Regions from separate parts of the Homo sapiens genome. Here region 1 is linked to region 2. The links are chromatin loops, found by intact Hi-C in ENCODE. Cell type or tissue: heart right ventricle. All regions are shown on one strand. Each heading gives the region's core, and the rest is flanking DNA. Links, peaks and the distances in the headings are about the cores only. Region 1 overlaps PHF21A (PHD finger protein 21A). Region 2 overlaps CRY2 (cryptochrome circadian regulator 2).

Evidence for each region. Hi-C counts contacts between places; a loop is a spot of excess contacts. Peaks named below come from ENCODE experiments on the same cell type or tissue, not always from the same donor. Only the 100,000 strongest peaks of a DNase experiment are listed, where the experiment ranks them.
Region 1: a loop joins it to region 2, with 2.9 times the contacts of the local background. A loop is called at or near these places in 44 of 110 quality-filtered maps.

The regions. Positions count from the first base shown.
Region 1 is chr11:46,002,811-46,010,810 of GRCh38, forward strand. All of the region lies in intron 6 of PHF21A (PHD finger protein 21A), which reads right to left. Among named protein-coding and RNA genes, the nearest start is that of LARGE2, 84 kb to the left of the region's middle. In heart right ventricle, for the core only: a CTCF peak has its summit at 3,824 (motif pointing left); no DNase peak of the experiment used is centred there.
Region 2 is chr11:45,854,484-45,864,377 of GRCh38, forward strand. It overlaps CRY2 (cryptochrome circadian regulator 2), which reads left to right. Exons shown (of 12, transcript NM_021117.5): 2 at 1,499-1,607; 3 at 4,248-4,390; 4 at 6,365-6,549; 5 at 7,577-7,665. Among named protein-coding and RNA genes, the nearest start is that of CRY2, 12 kb to the left of the region's middle. RefSeq lists enhancers at 4,630-5,829, 4,823-5,368, 6,340-7,539, 7,475-7,769 and a silencer at 7,475-7,769. In heart right ventricle, for the core only: no CTCF peak of the experiment used is centred there; DNase peaks (open chromatin) are centred at 1,665, 3,838 and 5,358; H3K4me3 peaks cover 427 bases; H3K27ac peaks cover 7,418 bases.

The DNA of each region.
Region 1 (8,000 bases), core at 1-8,000, 150 kb after region 2:
TTCCCCAAGGCCGAAATTTGTAATGAAAAAAAAAGTCTCTAGAACAAAGCAAAACAAAAAAACACCCAATGTATTTAACATTAAGTAGATCATTGATACCTTTTTACTTAAAACACAGCTCAAATTAAATGAATTCAAATAAAATGAATTAATTGGATAAATATCTGCTACAGAAATTTTTCTAAAGATTGAATACTATGATTTCTAACTGTTTTGGATTTGCAAAATCAGGTAAGTTTCTGTGACTTTCTCTTCTCCCCCAAATAGCACAAACCCATTTAAAATTATCTTGAGACATTCTGAGACTATAAAAACAGGAGTAGAATAATTTCCTCAATAGAATCTTTTTAAAGCTCAGATTATTTCTTGCTTTGAAAAGAAAATCTGTATATGAGAGTGCCACTAAAAAAAGTCCTAAAAACTTTGTGCATATAGTGTATGGAGGAAAGAGCTTGGGTTAAAGGCTAACATTCAAAAAAAAAAAAAAATGCCAAGTTTTCTTTTCACACCATCTATGTGTCTAGTCATCACTCAGACTCTCTTCGGTGTTAATACTGTTACAAAATGAGGATAATACCTATCCTCTCCCCCACTGCTAAAAGAAAAAAATATTTTATAAAACTAAAGAGTCATAAAATATTCAATATTCATAGTACTAATGACACTAAAACAAGAAATTGATAGCTTAAAAATGCTGATGAACTTGATTTTTAAAACACCATAAAGCTGCCCTGCTGCCCATAATGATGATGACATTTTCACGAAGGGCAGAGTGAGAAAACGCTACAATTCTCACTAGGATGATGACTAGTACTTATAGAAGATTAAAAATAAGAATGATATATTATGTAGAAGAGAAGTAAAGATGGAAGTATGAGTATGGCTCAGCACACTACAGAGCACATGAATTTTAATTTGAAAAGTACTGGCAAGGCCTTGCATGCAGGCCCACACAAGTGCTTTTAAAAGCTTCATTACACTCTGCAGACATTTGCCCTTCATCAATTGCTTCCTATGCCAGGATTTCCTTTTTGAGTGTTGCAACCTAATATTCTTCACCCAGGCAACCACAGCCTATTTTGGAAAGGTTCCCTATTTCAGAAGCTTCAGTGCTGTTTCCATTTGGAAATACATCTTTATGAAAATATGTATCATCCTCAGAACAAAAATGCTTCAATATATTAAGTTTCAGCTGTAAGTGATATTTTTAGAAAAGTGGTAATTTCAGAATCTCTGCTTCAAAATTACAGAGTTGGTTTTTTTAAACGGAGTCACAAAGTAGAAAATTAAAAAGATATACCAATGAATAAAATCCTGTCTCCCCTTTTTCTTATCCCATTTCATTTAAAAATGTTTAAATTTATTTTCCATAGATTCTTAAAATCATTGAATTATGCATACTGGTAAGAAATTTCATCCAATGTTCATCTTCATAAAAACCAAATAACTCAATGCAAAAGAGCTCTTAACAGTCAATTTTCTAAGAAATGGTCTGACATCACAGATGGTGTTTTCTATATAACAAAGTGAATCAATTTGAGATGTCTTGGACACTGTAAAAAACTTGTACTTTTGACCAAAGGAAATGGATTTCACTTTTAATAGATAAGAAATAAGAGACACTGGGGAGTAGGGAAGGGGTAGAGGAGAGAAGGAAGTCCTTGTTCTAAGATTATATTAAAAGCTACTTAAAACATGTAAGTGACAATATTTCATAAACTGAAATATTTTATCAGTAGCTATGACAGAATATTCTCTATTCTTTTCTTCAACATAAAAGTTTTAAAGAACTGTGCTCATTTGACCTCTTATCAAACAAAAACTCACTTTTCTTCATATTGGTTTGCATAGCACAGACTATTACTTTTTCATAGCACTTAACTTTTACTGTGGATGAGGGCTGTATCTGCCAGGCCTAGAATGCTTTCCATTGAACTGTCTCCTCAAGACTAAAGGACTCATCATCTAAAAGATGTCTTTGTAAAATACAGTTTATGCCTCCTGAAAATACCATCTCTCCCTCTCTCCCATTCACTACACACATACTTACATGTGTTCGAAATTTATTCCCCTTCTTTATCATGGCTACCCTCAAGAAAAAACACAGGGAAACAGATAAGCACTACACAACAAAGTTTACTTTTTCCCTTTACAATAATATTTGTCTCTTACTGCAAATGTCTCTGAATATGGAAAATGAGATTATGCAGTTAAATTTTAACACATGCATGTATACACCCAACTAATACAGCAGTCCCCCACATCAGTAATTTCACTTTCTGCAGGCTCAGTTACCAAGAGCAACCGCAGTCCAAAAATTCAGGTTGAGCATCTTTAATCTGAAAAATCTGAAATCCAAAATGCTCCAAAATCCAAAACTTTTTGAGCACTGACGTGATGCCACAACTGGAAAACTTCACACCTGACCTCAAGTGATAGATCATAGTCAACATGCAGTCAAAACTTTGTTTCATGTACAAAATGATGTAAAATATTGTATAAAATTTATACAAATTTATGCTTGGGACCAGAAGTGTTTCAGATTTTGAGATTTTTCAGACTGTAGAATATTTGCACAATATATTAACGCCTTGTATATACCAAATAATCTTAGGCAGTTGCTTTTTCTGGTTGAAGGTTTCAAGATAATAAGAAAAGCAAAAACCTCATTTGCAATATTAACTTAATTAATGGGCACCAAATGTTCAGACCTTCCTGTTCTGACTTATAAAACAGGTTATTTTGACTCCATTAGCAAATGCCCCTGATTATTCTCAGCTTTTTATTACATACTAGGTAAATGAAACTATCAACGATCCTTTTACTAAGAAATGTGAACTGCCTTATACTGGAATAGTTAAATAAACATTAGGGGAACCATCAGCACCAACTACTTACTCCCTATGAGCAATGAATAAAAGAATAATATTTGTAGCACAATTAAGCTTCCATAGCTCAAGACGGATCATCCCACCAATTCTGAAACAATTTACTCTAGCTGTATGAATCTGATCATAAAGAAAAAAGAAACACTTCTAATGAAATGTGGAAATGCTTTTTTTGCATGTGAATCGTATTCATTTCTTTAAAAAACTTCAACTTCAGAACTCTCAAGAACAGTAAGAAAAATAAAACATACAATTTTAAAAGTTTATTTGGAGCCTACAAATGCCTGTGGAAAAGCACAATTTTAAACTTTGAAAATGGGCTGGTCTAATATAAAACAGTCTTTGTAGATAAAAAATAATTCAAATTCAGACAAGAGAGAATTAAAGAATTAGGATGTTCACTGTTATTTTACATTTACGATTAAAGAACCAGATTAACTGACAAGTAGATCACTGTTGACATAGTTCCTATAAATAAGAGCCAAATGATTTTAAAATTAAATGTTATAAACTTCATGCTTTAAAAAATGTGTACTCCCAATTTTCATTTGTTTTCCAATGCTTCCAGAAGCCCAAACAAGAATTATTTTAATAGGGCAAAAAACCATGAGAAATCAGTAAATTCTTAATCTTTCGGTTGTATATACAATTAGGGCAAAGGCTAAGTCAAATCCAGAATTAATAAGCACCTAACGAAATATTGCAACTTGTTATAGTTCTTTAGTTTGAATAAATCTGCCCTCAGTGTTCTATCTTCCTAAACTTTCTGAATAACCTCCACAAATCACGCTATATAAATAACAAGGAGTCTAAAAGTTTACTGCCACATTCACTCTCTAAAGATACTAAAATCAGTTCATCTACACAGGCAGCTGTCTGCCTGAGCTAGAGGATGAAGTTATGCCTTAATGAACTAACGCCATCTAGTGGGATCAGTGAGATTTCAGCTGAAACTAGTTTACAACAGGTTACTACAATCTATTCAGCTGGTCAAATGTCTTATTTAAAAAGATACACTTGTATTAAGTATTGAACTGTCTTAAACGCCTATTAGAATGTGATATACTTGCCTACAATAAAAATGGCACAAAAATATTTTAAGACCAACAACCCTCCCTTGGAATAATATTTCTATTCTTTCCTTCAAAGGCACAAAATACAAATCAACAGGTACTAACAATATGTATTTTCAAAGATCTCAGAAAATGCAAAGTCAAAGTCAGAACAACAGTCAGTAAAATTTAAAGATAACAATAACAAGAGCTATTATTTACTTATTAAGTGCCTAGCATATGCCACACACTTCACAGTTTTAATCTTTAGAGCGTTCCTGCAAGCTCGTTTTACAGGTGATTTCCCATTACAAAAACACTTAAATATAGAGTGACTAACTTAAAAAGTGATCTTTCTTCCCTCCAACCAACCATAACGTGACGAGACATCTATCAACACTAGCTCACTGCATACCTACCATGTGTTCAAAAACATGCAAAGTGATAGTGAGGTTCTAAGAGATGAGAAAAGGGCCCCCTGTCTTTTCAAGGAATCCAGGTAGCGCTGAAGCCAGGAATCTGTGGCACTTTACAGAAGATACTTCCATCTACCTTTTTTCTTCTTCTTCTTTTTTTTTTTTTCGAGATGGAGTTTCACTCTTGTCCAGGCTGGGGTGCAATGGCGTGATCTTGGCTCGCTGCAACCTCCACCTCCCAAGTTCAAGTGATTCTCCTGTCTCAGCCTCCTGAGTAGCTGGGTTTACAGGTGCCCACGACCATGTCCAGCTTATTTTTGTATTTTTAGTAGAGATGGGGTTTCACCCTGTTGCCCAGGCTGGTCTCGAACTCCTGACCTCAGGTGATTCGCCTGCTGTGGCCTCCCAAAGTGCTGGGTATTACAGGTGTGAGCCACCGTGCCCGGCCCCATCTATCTTTTATGATAGTTTTACTGTTAATTTTATTCACATTAAAAATAAACTGCTAGCATGAATATTAAATCCGTCATTTTAAAATTTAGTTACATTAATTTAAATCAAAAAACGATGTGAAAGAAGTGAGATGTGTACCCTTTACATAACCTAACAATGGACATATTCTTTCTTTAATTTCCATTAATATGACTTATTTTTATCATTTTCAAATTTTAGAACAAGGGACTTTTCCATCTTACTCCTAAGTGGAATGTCAGAGTCTTTAAAAAGGTACAGGATCTATCACAATAATCCGTGTTGTTATGTTATTTTCATTTTTAATCGCATATCTGCTTCTTCTTTTTCTGTCTGTACTTGGGATTACCATGCTCCAGATAAGAACAGAAGGGTACTAAAGTAAAATGTGTTTAATGTTGTTCTACCCACCAACTGGTAGGTGAAAATTAACACGAAGTGAAGTTCAGAAAGTAACCTGCAAACTATCCCATTTTCTATTTGGGAATGTTAACTTTAACATTTCAGCACCTTCCCCTACAATGTGTATTTGTTTACTCACATACGCCCATACACTCTATCATGTGAAATCCTAGACTAATCCATAATGTTCAGATGATAACTCAATAAAATCTCAAAACATTTGTGAGGTCTTCAATTGAAATTTTCCTGTGTGTGTGTCCTTATTAAAGAAAATACAGAGCAGAGTTCCACACTGTGAAGCATATCCGGGACACTATGGACCACATATGGCCTGGGTTCTGAAAAGATGAGCTAAACTTAATCAAAATTCCTCTCTTGCTTTCCTGAAGGACTCAGGAAATGGGCAGCATACATCTCATCTTGACCCAGATTTGCTTCAGTAGAGAAGTGCCAATGTCTTGAAAGCTACTCCATGGGTCAAAGGTAGAAGACGGGAAAAGAGTCTGCTTTGATTGGCTGTCAAATTTACCTGTATATCTAGCAAAGGAAGAGAAATGGCAAGATATGGTGGAAATGTGACTCGGTTTTGTGTATGAAAACCTGGTGCTGCTGGACAAGTCACACTCTCTGAGTTCCAGTATATTCATTTATAAAATAAAAGGAAAATAATAATATATGTTTTACATATCTCATATAAATAAATCTGAATATAATTTTTGTTAGATTTAAGTAAATAAATGTAAATTCAACTGCAAAATGCTATGTTTGCAACTGTAAAATGTGAATGCAACTACAAAATAATCTTGTCAACCCTATCCACTCCCATTCCACTACTTATTTGACCAGTGTTCACCCTCCATCTTAATCAGATCCTTCAATCAGACTGGACTCTTCCCTGCTCAGTGAACTCAACAAATTGGTTCACATTTCACTTTTTTTTTTTTTTTTTTTTTTGGAGACGGAGTCTCACTGTCGCTCACGCTGGAGTGCAGTGGCGTGATCCCGGCTCACTGCAACCTCCACCCCCTGGGTTCAAGCGATTCTCCTGCCTCAGCCTCCTGAGTAGCTGGGATTACAGGCGTGCATCACCATGCCCAGCTAATTTTCTGTATTTAGTAGAGACAGGGTTTCACCATGATAGCCAGGCTGATCTCCAACTCCCGACCTCAGGTAATCTGCCCGCCTCGGTCTCCCAAAGTGCTGGGATTACAGGGGTGAGCCACTGCGCCCGGCCATTAGTTCACATTTCTCACCTTCTGTTCATGATGTTCCCTGGTCCTGGAGTACCTTTTTTCTTTCACCCAATTCTGTTTAACCATCTACCTTTGAGGGTTCTGACACATTCCATTTCCTTTATAAAACTTTTCTTGACTCTACCTGCCTAGAATGATCTGTGAAACCCTATTATACCAAGTGTCTGAACCATACAATTTAACATCTAAACATGTAACGATAATAGCAGCTGCACACATTTATTATAGTACTTACTATAAGGCAAGCACAGTTCTAAGCACGCTATGTATTACATAATTTAATCTTCAAAGCAATCCTAGGAGATATGTACTATATAGTATGCTATTTTACAGATGGAGAAACTAAAGCACAGAAAAGTAACTTTCCAACATTCCAAAAGTAGCAAATAGCAGAGCCAGAGCAGACTTCCAACTTGGGCAGTTTGGCTACAGAGCCCATCCACTTAGTCACTGCACAATACAATTAATATAATTCTGCTCGTTCATTGTTTTATGTGTTCTGCTTTGTCTTTTGGTCCAGAATGTGTGGTTACTCAGGATAACAGTCATTTCATCTGGTATAACTCTTTCATCACCTTGCATTTTTCTGGCTTACACAATTAGGTGCTAAGTGTTTCCTTGAAACAGATAAAGGGGCCGTCAGTCACTTTACAGTATTTTCATTAAATAAGTATCCTAATTTGTTCAGCTTCTAACAAAAGATTATTCCTGCTTCTATCCCAGAATCAAAAATTTTGGGGAAGTCTGAGGAACATTCATTTAGTTGCTTAACCATATCATACTAAAAGAAAGGGGAGAAAAATATGCCAAGTTTGAGAGTTACTGCAGGAATGAGAACAATCATTTAAAGACAAAAACTAAAGCTCTCTCCTGATATACACTCATGAAGCAGTCTCCTGGGCATTTCTAAAGAAAATTAATAATGGAGATTTAATAATTCAATGATTAAGTCACCTGAGACCAGGAACAGTCCAAAATACACAACTATTTTTAAAATGTCAGCATTTTGTAAATATAACTGACATTACAGTTAACAAAGGCTTTTCTCTTAAATACATTATGTTACTTATACCTCGCAACAATCTTGTGAAGATACTTTACAGAAGAATAACATGAAACTCAAGGAGATTTAGTAATTTGTCTAAAATTATACAGTTAAGTGGCAAAGCCAGAAACCAAATCTTTGTTTCCTGACTCTAATGCCTGAATTTCTTTCTGCTTTACGACATTGTTTGGGAATAGTGGTATGAATAACTCAAAATTAAATTATATTTGGCACCGGAGTATGCTTTTTGGGTTCTCTTCTTTTGGTAATTCATAATACTGCAAGTCAACAATCACAAAACAAAACAATCTTGGCTGTGGAAGAAATAACAGGTTTTCTAAGCCAGCGTGCAAAGCCTTGACCCACAGAAGTTAGAGAAGAACAAGGAAAAAGATATATGTATTTCTGTGCCTCTCTTTTCCCCTTATCTTGGAAATTCACTGTGTCTCTCCCTGACTAACTCTACACCCCTA
Region 2 (9,894 bases), core at 735-8,734:
GACCAACCTGGCCAACATGGTGAAACCCCATCTCTACTAAAAATATTGTTTAAAAAATTAATTGGGTGTGGTGCACATACCTATAACCCCAGCTACTCGGAAAGCTGAGGCAGGAGAATCGCTTGAACCTGGGTTGGGGAGGTTGCAGTGAGCCGAGATTACGCCACTGCACTCCAGCCTGGGCGACAGAGCGAGACTCTGTCTCAAAAAGTAAATAAATAAATAAAAAAGGGCACAGAGAGGAAAATGTGGGTTTCAGAGTGACCACCCTAGGTTCCTGAATCCCCAGCTTTGTCACTTAACAGCTATGGTCTTAGACAAATTAATTCACCTCTGAGTGTCTCAGTTTCCTCATCTATAAAATAAGGATGGTACTATTTCCTTCAAAATAGTTGAGAGAATTAAATGCAGAAATGCACTTAAAAAGCATGACAGAACCAAAATCCCATTGATAACCTTGGTTGCCTCTGGGGAGTGAGGGAGGGGAAAACCCTTTCTACTATGTACCACTTTGTCACTGGAATTTTGAGCCACATGAATAGTTTATCTGGTTATAATGTTAATTTAATTTAAAAATAAAACGCTGAAGGCACTCAGCAAATGTTAATGTCCTTTCCCTTTCCCCTGGTGATCCAGGTCTCCTGCTGAAGTTCTTGCCTAGCTGCGGTCTTCCCCACCCCCACCCCCACAAAAATGTGAAGATAGCTATTGAGAAGTACCTTTTAAGGCCTTCTCCCTCTTGGGATGAGAACCTGATCACCAGAGCCCTGGAGAGGCCTGGAGAGTGAGCCACCTGCCAAACAAAGCTCTGGGAACTAGGGACCCATTGCAGGCTGTGAGGCTGTGGCAGCAGAAATACGCATGGCCCAGAGCATGCATGCAGAAAGTCAAGGAGTCTTTTCCACCAGAGTAAGGAGGATTTTCCCGGCTGTGGCAGTCTGGTCCTCTGCTAAGAGGACCTTAATGCTTCATACCACAGTATTGCACTGGCTTTTCAGATGGCTCCCACGTGAGTCTCACAACAACCTCATGCTGGGCAGATACTTATATCTAGCCCCAGAGACTGCGAGGGAGTAAGTGACTAGCCTCTGATCACACAGAAACACCACACTAGGAACAGCTCACATTTATCTCATGATGTCTGTGTGCCAGGCACAGTGCTAAATGTTTTTCACACATTATTCGATTTTCTTTTCTTAGCAATTTTATGAGATGGGTACTAACATCAGCTTCACATTACCGGCGAGAAAACAGGCAAAGAGGTTAGGTTATTGCCTAAAGTCACACAGCTAGTAAGTGGCAAGACCAGGGTTTGAAGCAGAGCAGCGCTGATCCACTACCACATCCCTCCTGGGCTGGAACCCAGGCCTCTCCAGCCCTAGTGATCATGAGGCTGCCTGTTGGGCATAAACAGCGAACCAGTTTCTCCCTGCTTTGTTAGGAAAGAGAGCCACTCTTCATGATGTTATCACTAACAAGGCCTGTGTGGACTCCACAGGTTCCTACTTCAGTCTCTGGAAGATTTGGACACAAGTTTAAGGAAACTGAACTCCCGCCTGTTTGTAGTCCGGGGACAGCCAGCCGACGTGTTCCCAAGGCTGTTCAAGGTAAGCGTGCAGAGCCCCAGAGAAGACAGTGAGATTCTGTCCCTGACGGTTTCCCCACAGCCTGAGTGATATGATATTCCGACTGAGGGAATGGAAACATCAGGGCTGGTCTGGCTGTTGCTGCTAGAGAAGTTGGGAGCAAAGGCAGCCAGTTAGCTTGCTCTTGGAATGGAAACTGTGTTAAGGAAAAAAATTCTGGGAAACCAGTGTCTTGTTGGAAAGCTCTCAGCTCAGTCCAGACATAGGATGTGGTAAGTCATTCCACTCTGGATGCCACTGGCTTCCTTCAATGTTTTCTTGGCTCAAGCCAGCCAGATTTATTAGGGTTCCTTCTAGGCCAAGACTTTGAGGTGGGGTTTCATGTCTAGCAAGGTACATTTCCCATCTTGCTTTGCTCTGCTTATTGGGAAAAGTCAGCCTTTTCTGCCGGGCGAGGTGGCTCACGCCTGTAATCCCAGCACTTTGGGAGGCCGAGGCAGGCGGATCACGAGGTCAGGAGATCCAGGCCATCCTGGCTAACATGGTGAAACCCCGTCTCTACTAAAAATACAAAAAATTAGCTGGGCATGTTGGCTGGCACCTGTAGTCCCAGCTACTCGAGAGGCTGAGGCAGGAGAATGGTGTGAACCCGGGAGGCGGAGCTTTCAGTGAGCCGAGATTGTGCCACTGCACTCCAGCCTGGGCAACAGAGCGAGACTCCGTCTCAAAAAAAAAAAAAAAAAGGTCAGCCTTTCTGAGGAAGCTTTCTTGTTTCCCATGGGGTAAATGATTGATAGAAATCTTCATTTTGGTGCCACATAGGTTTCTGTTTGCAGTAACGGGGCCAGTCCACTTTTCCCTCAATCCCTTTAAAAAGTATATTCTAAGGCCCACATAGAAGCACAGGAACTCATGGACAGAGGGCTGTGGGACAGACTGCCATCACCCTCAGCAGCACACAATGATTGTCATGCCCCTCCCCACCCTAACTCCGAGACAAAAGGAAAAGTCATGTCAAGGCAAACAGCTTAGTGAATACATCATCCTTCAATTCCCCTCCCCGTAACCCCACACATAATTGTGCATACATGTACAAATCACACAGTGCTAGTAATTGCCCACATTCATTGAGGGCTGCCTATGAGTCAAGCGCTGTTCCCAGTGCTTGTTTACATCAACTGAGTTCTTCCTCACAGCAGGCCTAAGAGGTGGCTACTGCTATCCCGATTTACAGGAGAGGAAACAGTCATTGGTTGTGAAGTTAATAAGTGACGATCTTGGATTCTGACTCTAGAGCTGTATCCTTACCCACCATACCATATAAATACATTTGCCTCCCTTCTCCCCTCGACATTGCCCTTTTTCTCCCCCAGCAACTCAGAGGCCAACCCACTTATATCCCAGAGATATAGCTAGGTCATCCATTCAGTCATGTAATGTATTTTTATTGAGCTTCTGCTAGGTACTAGGCCCCATACTAGGTATAAGGGTAATGATGATGAGTGAGACAACATGGTTTCTGCTCTGAGAGTTCACACTAATAGGGGAAACAGGCAAGTGTATCATTGTCATATAATACATGCTGCAGTGGAAAAAAGACAAGGTGCAGAAGAATTATATTGAAGGAGGAGGTCAAGAAGGCTTCTTGGAGAAAATGTAATTTAATAATATTGTTATTCACAGGTTACAATGAGTATTCAGTGATGTAACCTATATGAACTATAAGCATGGTACCTGGCATATAGCAAGGGCTCAATCAATGTTTAATGCTGATATCCTCGAATGAGGGATAACTGGCCCTGCTAAGGACCCAGTCCCCGGGCAGGGCTGAGTCAGGACCAGACCAGCCTGTGCATGGCTAGGACATTTGCCCCTGTGGTTCAGAGCTTTCAGAGACTATGACCAGAGACTTTGGAGAATGTGTTTTTCTTCTTGCAAGTTGCATGCTCTAGGGCTTTCTGTGGGTTGACTGTACAACCATTCACTGGGCCAGCTTGCTATGAGATCTAGAAATTCCTACCAGAAATGACTAAAGGCTTAGGAAAGAACTTCCTCCTTTTCAACATGTAGCCCCTCTGGTCAGTTTCCTCTGACCTCCAGACTAAGGATCGCTTCCCCTTTCCTGACTCTCTCAGGGCTGGAACCTATTAGCTCTGTTTGCTATTGGCCTCAGGAGTGTTGCTGTGGAAACAATTAAGACACTTCACATAGCACAACTCTGCCAAGAAAACTAGGCCACAAGTCTGCAGGGCTGTGAGGAGCTCTGGGAAAAGCTTGCTGAGCAGGCAGAAGGCTGTGGTCCTGTCCCACCTGTGAGTCAGTGCCACTCTCTGGGACTGGGGGTTTCCCAGGAGCGTTGTATTTATGGCCTCCTGCTGCATTCTCCTACCTCAAGGACACAGCAAGTGCACAAGGCTGCCTACCTCTCTCCCAACTCCACTGTTGCTGTGCTGTTGGCTTCGCCACACTGCCTGCCCTCCTCAAACTTTCTGAACCTCAGCTTGTTTGCTTTCCAGATCAAATCCCTGTTCCTAGTTTTTTCTGCTGCCCATCAGATAGGTCTCTAGACTAGCTCTGTTCTCTCCCAGGAAGGAACTGAGAGTCCAGCTTCCCCCTCCTCCCCAAACACAGTGTTGAGCATAACAGATCCTCTCCCCACAGGAATGGGGAGTGACCCGCTTGACCTTTGAATATGACTCTGAACCCTTTGGGAAAGAACGGGATGCAGCCATCATGAAGATGGCCAAGGAGGCTGGTGTGGAAGTAGTGACGGAGAATTCTCATACCCTCTATGACCTGGACAGGTAAGAGATGGGGCCCAGGGATCAGGTTACCAATTGTGAGAGTTAGTAATTTGGGCCCCTGCTGAGCGGAACTCAGAGAGGTTCAGCATTAGGGCTACCTGACCCAGGAGGCATGGCATCTTCTAGAAGCTGGAGGAGAATAGGCCAGAGTCAGGACCTGTAGAACAGGTCACAAAGAGCTTTACCCCATTGAGGTGGCAGAGAGGCTTGTTAGGCCCAAAGCATGGAAGCAGTGAGGACCCACACTCAGGGTATTTACAAATCTGCTCCTAGTATGCCCGAGTCCCACCTGTGCCTCATATTCCCACTTCCATCCTGCTCAACAGCTGCCCTCTGACCTCAGTGGACCCTGTCTGTTACCCCTCCAACAGACCTCTGTTCACACAGGTCCAGTTTTTGTACCTAAGATGAGTTCCTAGGCTGGGCATGCTGGCTCATGCCTGTAATCCCAGCACTTTGAGAGGATCACATGAGTCCATGAGTTCAAGATCAGCCTGGGCAACATAGTGAGACCCCCGTCTCTACTAAAAATAAATATATTAGCCATGCATGGTGGGACATGCCTGTAGTCCCAATTACTGAAGAGGCTGAGGTTGGAGGATCACTTGAGCCCAGGGGCTTGAGGCTGCCATGAGCTGTGATCATGCCACGTCACTCCAGCCTGGGTGACAGAGCAAGATCCTGTGTCAAAAAAAAAAAAAAAAGAGTTCCCAGGTTCTATGACTATCTGGGTTTCCAGGCCATGTTGCTTGGTGGCGGGGAGGGCTCTAGAGATCCCTGCAGGGAGCTGCTAACTACAGAGGAGCCTCCTCCCCTGGTGACAGCCTCTGTGCTTTCAGAGATTCTAGGAGGAAATCCTCTCCTCCCCTTCCCTGCCATGCCAGAGCTGTCACCCTCCTGCTGCTGCTGCTGCTGTTGCTGCTGCTGCCAAGCCAGCAGCCGCCGCCGCTCCCCACCCCCACTTCCCAACCCAGTGCTGGCTGCCAAGAAGCCAGGTCACACAGCTGTGCACGTGAGCCGGGCCCTCAGGAGGAGAGGCTGGGTGTGGAGATCCTCCTCCTGCTGCGTGCCAGAGGAGAGGGAGGCATAGCAGAGGCAGCAGCCGACCATATATCTCCACTAACGTGGGGAGAGCAAACTGAGAAATGAACTCACCCAGCCAGATGGGCCTTGCGTAAGCTACTTCTTGGCCAAGAAGAGCCCCGGGAATGTGGCTCCATACCATCCCAATTCATCCTTATATAAACAGCCTCCGTTCTCTTCTTCGCCCTCTGATACTCCTTCCTTCTTGCATGAGTGCAGTTATGTTTTCCCTGGTCATGAAAAATACTTTGTAAACTACAAGACTCTCTTTAAGTATCAGTTGTGGCTATGAACTCTAGCTCCAGTCTCTGAATTTGGGAGGATAAGCTGTCTTCCACCTCTCTGTTCAATGTTCTAATAAATGGAGGCTAAGAAGGGGATGATTTTCCAAGAAAGGAACATGTCTGCTATTCCTTATGATGTTAGAGTTAAAAAAAAAAAAAAAAAAAACATGTCTTCAGCTCTTATCAAAGAACTTTCTCCAGGGCTTACATGGGTGGTAGAGGCCTATGGGGATTCCCTTAGCTTGGACAGATAGGCCAAGTGCCAAGCAGGCTAGTAGGGATTTTTCTGTGATTAGAGATTTTGTCAGTCTCTGTCTTTAGGCGGCTCTGCGTCAACACCAGGGAGCCCGGAATTGAGTCCCAGCTCTGGCCCTGCCTTGCTCCATTACTGAGGCACCTGCTTCAGCTCTCTGGGCTTTATTTTCCCTCTCGGTAAAATGGAGATGCGGCCTCCCTTGCCCCCTCCTTTCCACTCAGGCATGGGACCTGTGAGTGGATGAGGAAAGCCACCCTCAAAGCCTTCAGAGTCTGGGTTCTTTTTTGGGTGGGCAGGGACCCACATCACAGGGCCATGTGGGTAACACTAGCTATGCTTTGGGCTCCCCAGGATCATTGAGCTGAATGGGCAGAAGCCACCCCTTACATACAAGCGCTTTCAGGCCATCATCAGCCGCATGGAGCTGCCCAAGAAGCCAGTGGGCTTGGTGACCAGCCAGCAGATGGAGAGCTGCAGGGCCGAGATCCAGGAGAACCACGACGAGACCTACGGCGTGCCCTCCCTGGAGGAGCTGGGTGCGTACTTCCTGCCCAGAGCCACTTGTGCTGGTGCCTGCTTTTGTGTAAAGAAATTCTTTGTGAAAGTAATGCATGTCATTATAGAAAGGTTAGAAAGCACAGGAAAACAAAAATGGAAATGGCAGTCACTATTACTCCACCACCCAGAGGTAACCACAATTAATTTTAAACTGTGTCCTTCTAGTATTTGTTCTGTTCATACTCATACATGTAATCTTCTGTTTCTGGTTCTAGATCATGCCTCTATTTTTGTACTAACCTCTCGCAGACAATACAGGCACTGCCTGGTGCTGGTGTCCATGGGCTTCTCAGTAACAAGATAGCTAGTATTGCTTCTGTTGAAAGCAGGGAATCTGTCAGCCTCTCAGATTACTAACTACACTCTTTCACCCCTCCCTCTTTCTTACCTTTTTTTTTTCTTTTTTAGACGGAGTCTGGCTCTGTTGCCCAGTCTGGAGTGCAGTGGCACAGTCTTGGCTCACTGCAACCTCCACCTCCCGGGTTCAAGCAATTCTGCTGCCCCAGCCTCCTGAGTAGCTGGGACTACAGGCGCCTGCCATCACGCCCAGCTAATATTTGTATTTTTAGTAGAGACGGGGTTTCACCATGTTGGCCAGGCTGGTCTTGAACTGGTGACCTCGAGTGATCCACCCACATCGGCCTCCCAAAGTGCTGGGATTACAGACGTGAGCCACACCTCCAGTCTTTTGATCTGAACAAAGCTATTAGCCTTTTTCACCTGAAAACCACAGTTGTTGCCAGCTAATCTGAAAAGGCAGGAGGTCCGGGATTGTTGTCATCTACCTGGAGCGATGAGGGTGCAGGGGAAAGCAGAGAAAATAGTGACTGTGGGAAGAGAACCAAGTTGACCTAGAAAACGCTAAAACTTTAAGGATTATCTAACCCCCAGTAGCACCGAGACACTGTGGTTCAATTCTCATAAAGTTCAAATAACAGAACAGCCGTGCCGGGCTATCACTGAAATGGTCAAACCTCCTGTCTTGTGACCTTTCCTTCTCTTCAGGGTTCCCCACTGAAGGACTTGGTCCAGCTGTCTGGCAGGGAGGAGAGACAGAAGCTCTGGCCCGCCTGGATAAGCACTTGGAACGGAAGGTATGGGCCGTTTCTGAGACACAGAGCTGCAGATACTGATATCCACACAGCAGGAGATACAGGTCATGTCCATGTCCTTTAGTCCCTCTTAGCTCACATTGTTTGGAAAATGAAAAATCCTCCTATCCTCCTGATGGCCATAACAACAGCAACACTAACAGCAACTACCATTTAGAGAGTACTTACCATGTGCTGGTCACTAGGCTCAGCATTTCTGGGTTAAGCACCTGCTGGCATTTCTTTTAATCTTTCCAATAGCCTGCAAGGTAGGTACTAAGCTGTTCATTCTACAGATTACAAAATTGAGGCTTAGAGAGGTTAAGTAACTTGCCTGAGGTCACAAAGTTAGTAATTACAGGTTGAGTATCCCTTATCCAAAGTGCTTGGGACCAAAAGTGTTTCAGATTTTAGATTCTTGAATTAGGAATGCTCACCTTATAACACAGTAAGACCTTGTTCTATGTTATTCTAAAGCTATGTCGGATTGCTTTTCTTTCATCTGTGGGCAGGTTCCCCCTACTAAGAGGATATCTGGTTAGTAAAATCTATAAGATTATTTTGTGTTGATGTGTCTCCGCACCTTTTTGCTGGAACTCTTTCAGCGTGTTGATTTCCATATGCTTGGACACAGAGCAAATGGCCCACCTCCCAGTGCAGTGAGAACTGGGGAGGAAAGAAGCCCAGGCCTCAGAGGCACAGTGTCACAAAGTCCTCACTCCCCTGCAGCTAGAGGAGCAGAGAAAGTTCTCATGTCCGAGAACAGTCAGCTCCTAGTTTCCTGCCCCCTGCAGCTGGTTTATAAAATGTCAGCTTTTTCTATGCCTGCTAAGATGGCTAGGTATTTTGCCTAGCAGCCAGATGATGACGATAATAGAACAAGGAGGCCAAGGCAAATCTACTTGGGAAGAATGTTCTCCAGCCCTGGAGGTGTCCAGTCAACAGTGAAGGCCCACAGCCTCGATGTTTCTACCTGGTTGTTTCCTTCAGCCTGGGACGAAAGCAAGCCCCACAGACTTAAAGGATGAGACTAGCTATCTCTGTCCACATCAAAAGGTTCACCTAGAGATTCTTGGGCCCAGTTTGAAGACAAAGGTTGGGCCAAGGGGCAGAAGGGTGGAGATGACAAATGGGATTGCAGGAGTAGAGTAAGGCTTAAACCTGTAAAGAGCTATCATCTATGGTTAGTTTTTATCAGCTGGAGAACATTTTGTAGAAGGATGTCCCTTAGGTCACCGACAGGAGCTCCTTTTCCACATACCCCCAGAGAGCGGGCCCCTTCTCTCAAGGGCCCTTACGCCATGGACATATTCAGACTCAGTGGTGCCCAGAGGAAATACTGTGTCCTGCACATCTGGGAGAACAAATGGTGCTAGAGATACAGGAGTTGAACCTGATTTCAGGATGTTTATTTTAGCTTCCTTCAGTTCTCCAAATCTGAAGGGAGCACCTACTCATGCCAGTTTAGCAATACTAGATAGAAGAAGGTATGTGCCTCTTTTCCGAAAGCACCAGGAAAAGTCCCAAGGCATGTTTTCATTGTCCTGGTTTGGGTCATGTGACTGTCCCTGACTCAATGACTGTGGCCAGGTATAGGAGGTGGTGCTTTCCCTGGCCAGACTTGCATCATGAGTCCGCTCCCAGAACTGGAAGGTAGGTTTAGCTCTGCTTTATCCACTCGGACTAGGATCAGGGAAGGCTGATTCTCCACAGGAATATGAGATGCTGTTACTGAAAAGCAGAGGAAGCTACATGATCTTTACCACTGGGTTACTCAATAGTAGATGAGGGCAAGCATCTCTCTATAAAAGTATTCTGATTATTAAATTAAAAAGGAATGGTGGAATTTGAATACCACCATTTTGTAACCCTCAATAATGATGCATTATGTATTGGTGACTGCTGACACCATAGAAGGAGGCAAGCATTATGTGCCCCCTGTAGTCTTGTCAAAGGGATCAAACCTGAGTCCAGTCCAGTTTCTGGTACTAGCCACCAATGTGCAGGTGATACACAGGACACAGCACTTGTTGAACTGCACCATGAGTATACAGTCAGCAAAATCCAGACTGTGGGAATCTTGGCAAGTCAGATGGCCTGGATTCTTTCCCAGAACAATGGAAAGGAAAAGAAAAAAATGGCATAAAATGTGCAGATTAAAAGAAAATTAAATAACATATTAAAGTTTTTTTTAAGGCCAGGCACAGTGACTCACACCTGTAATCTTAGCAC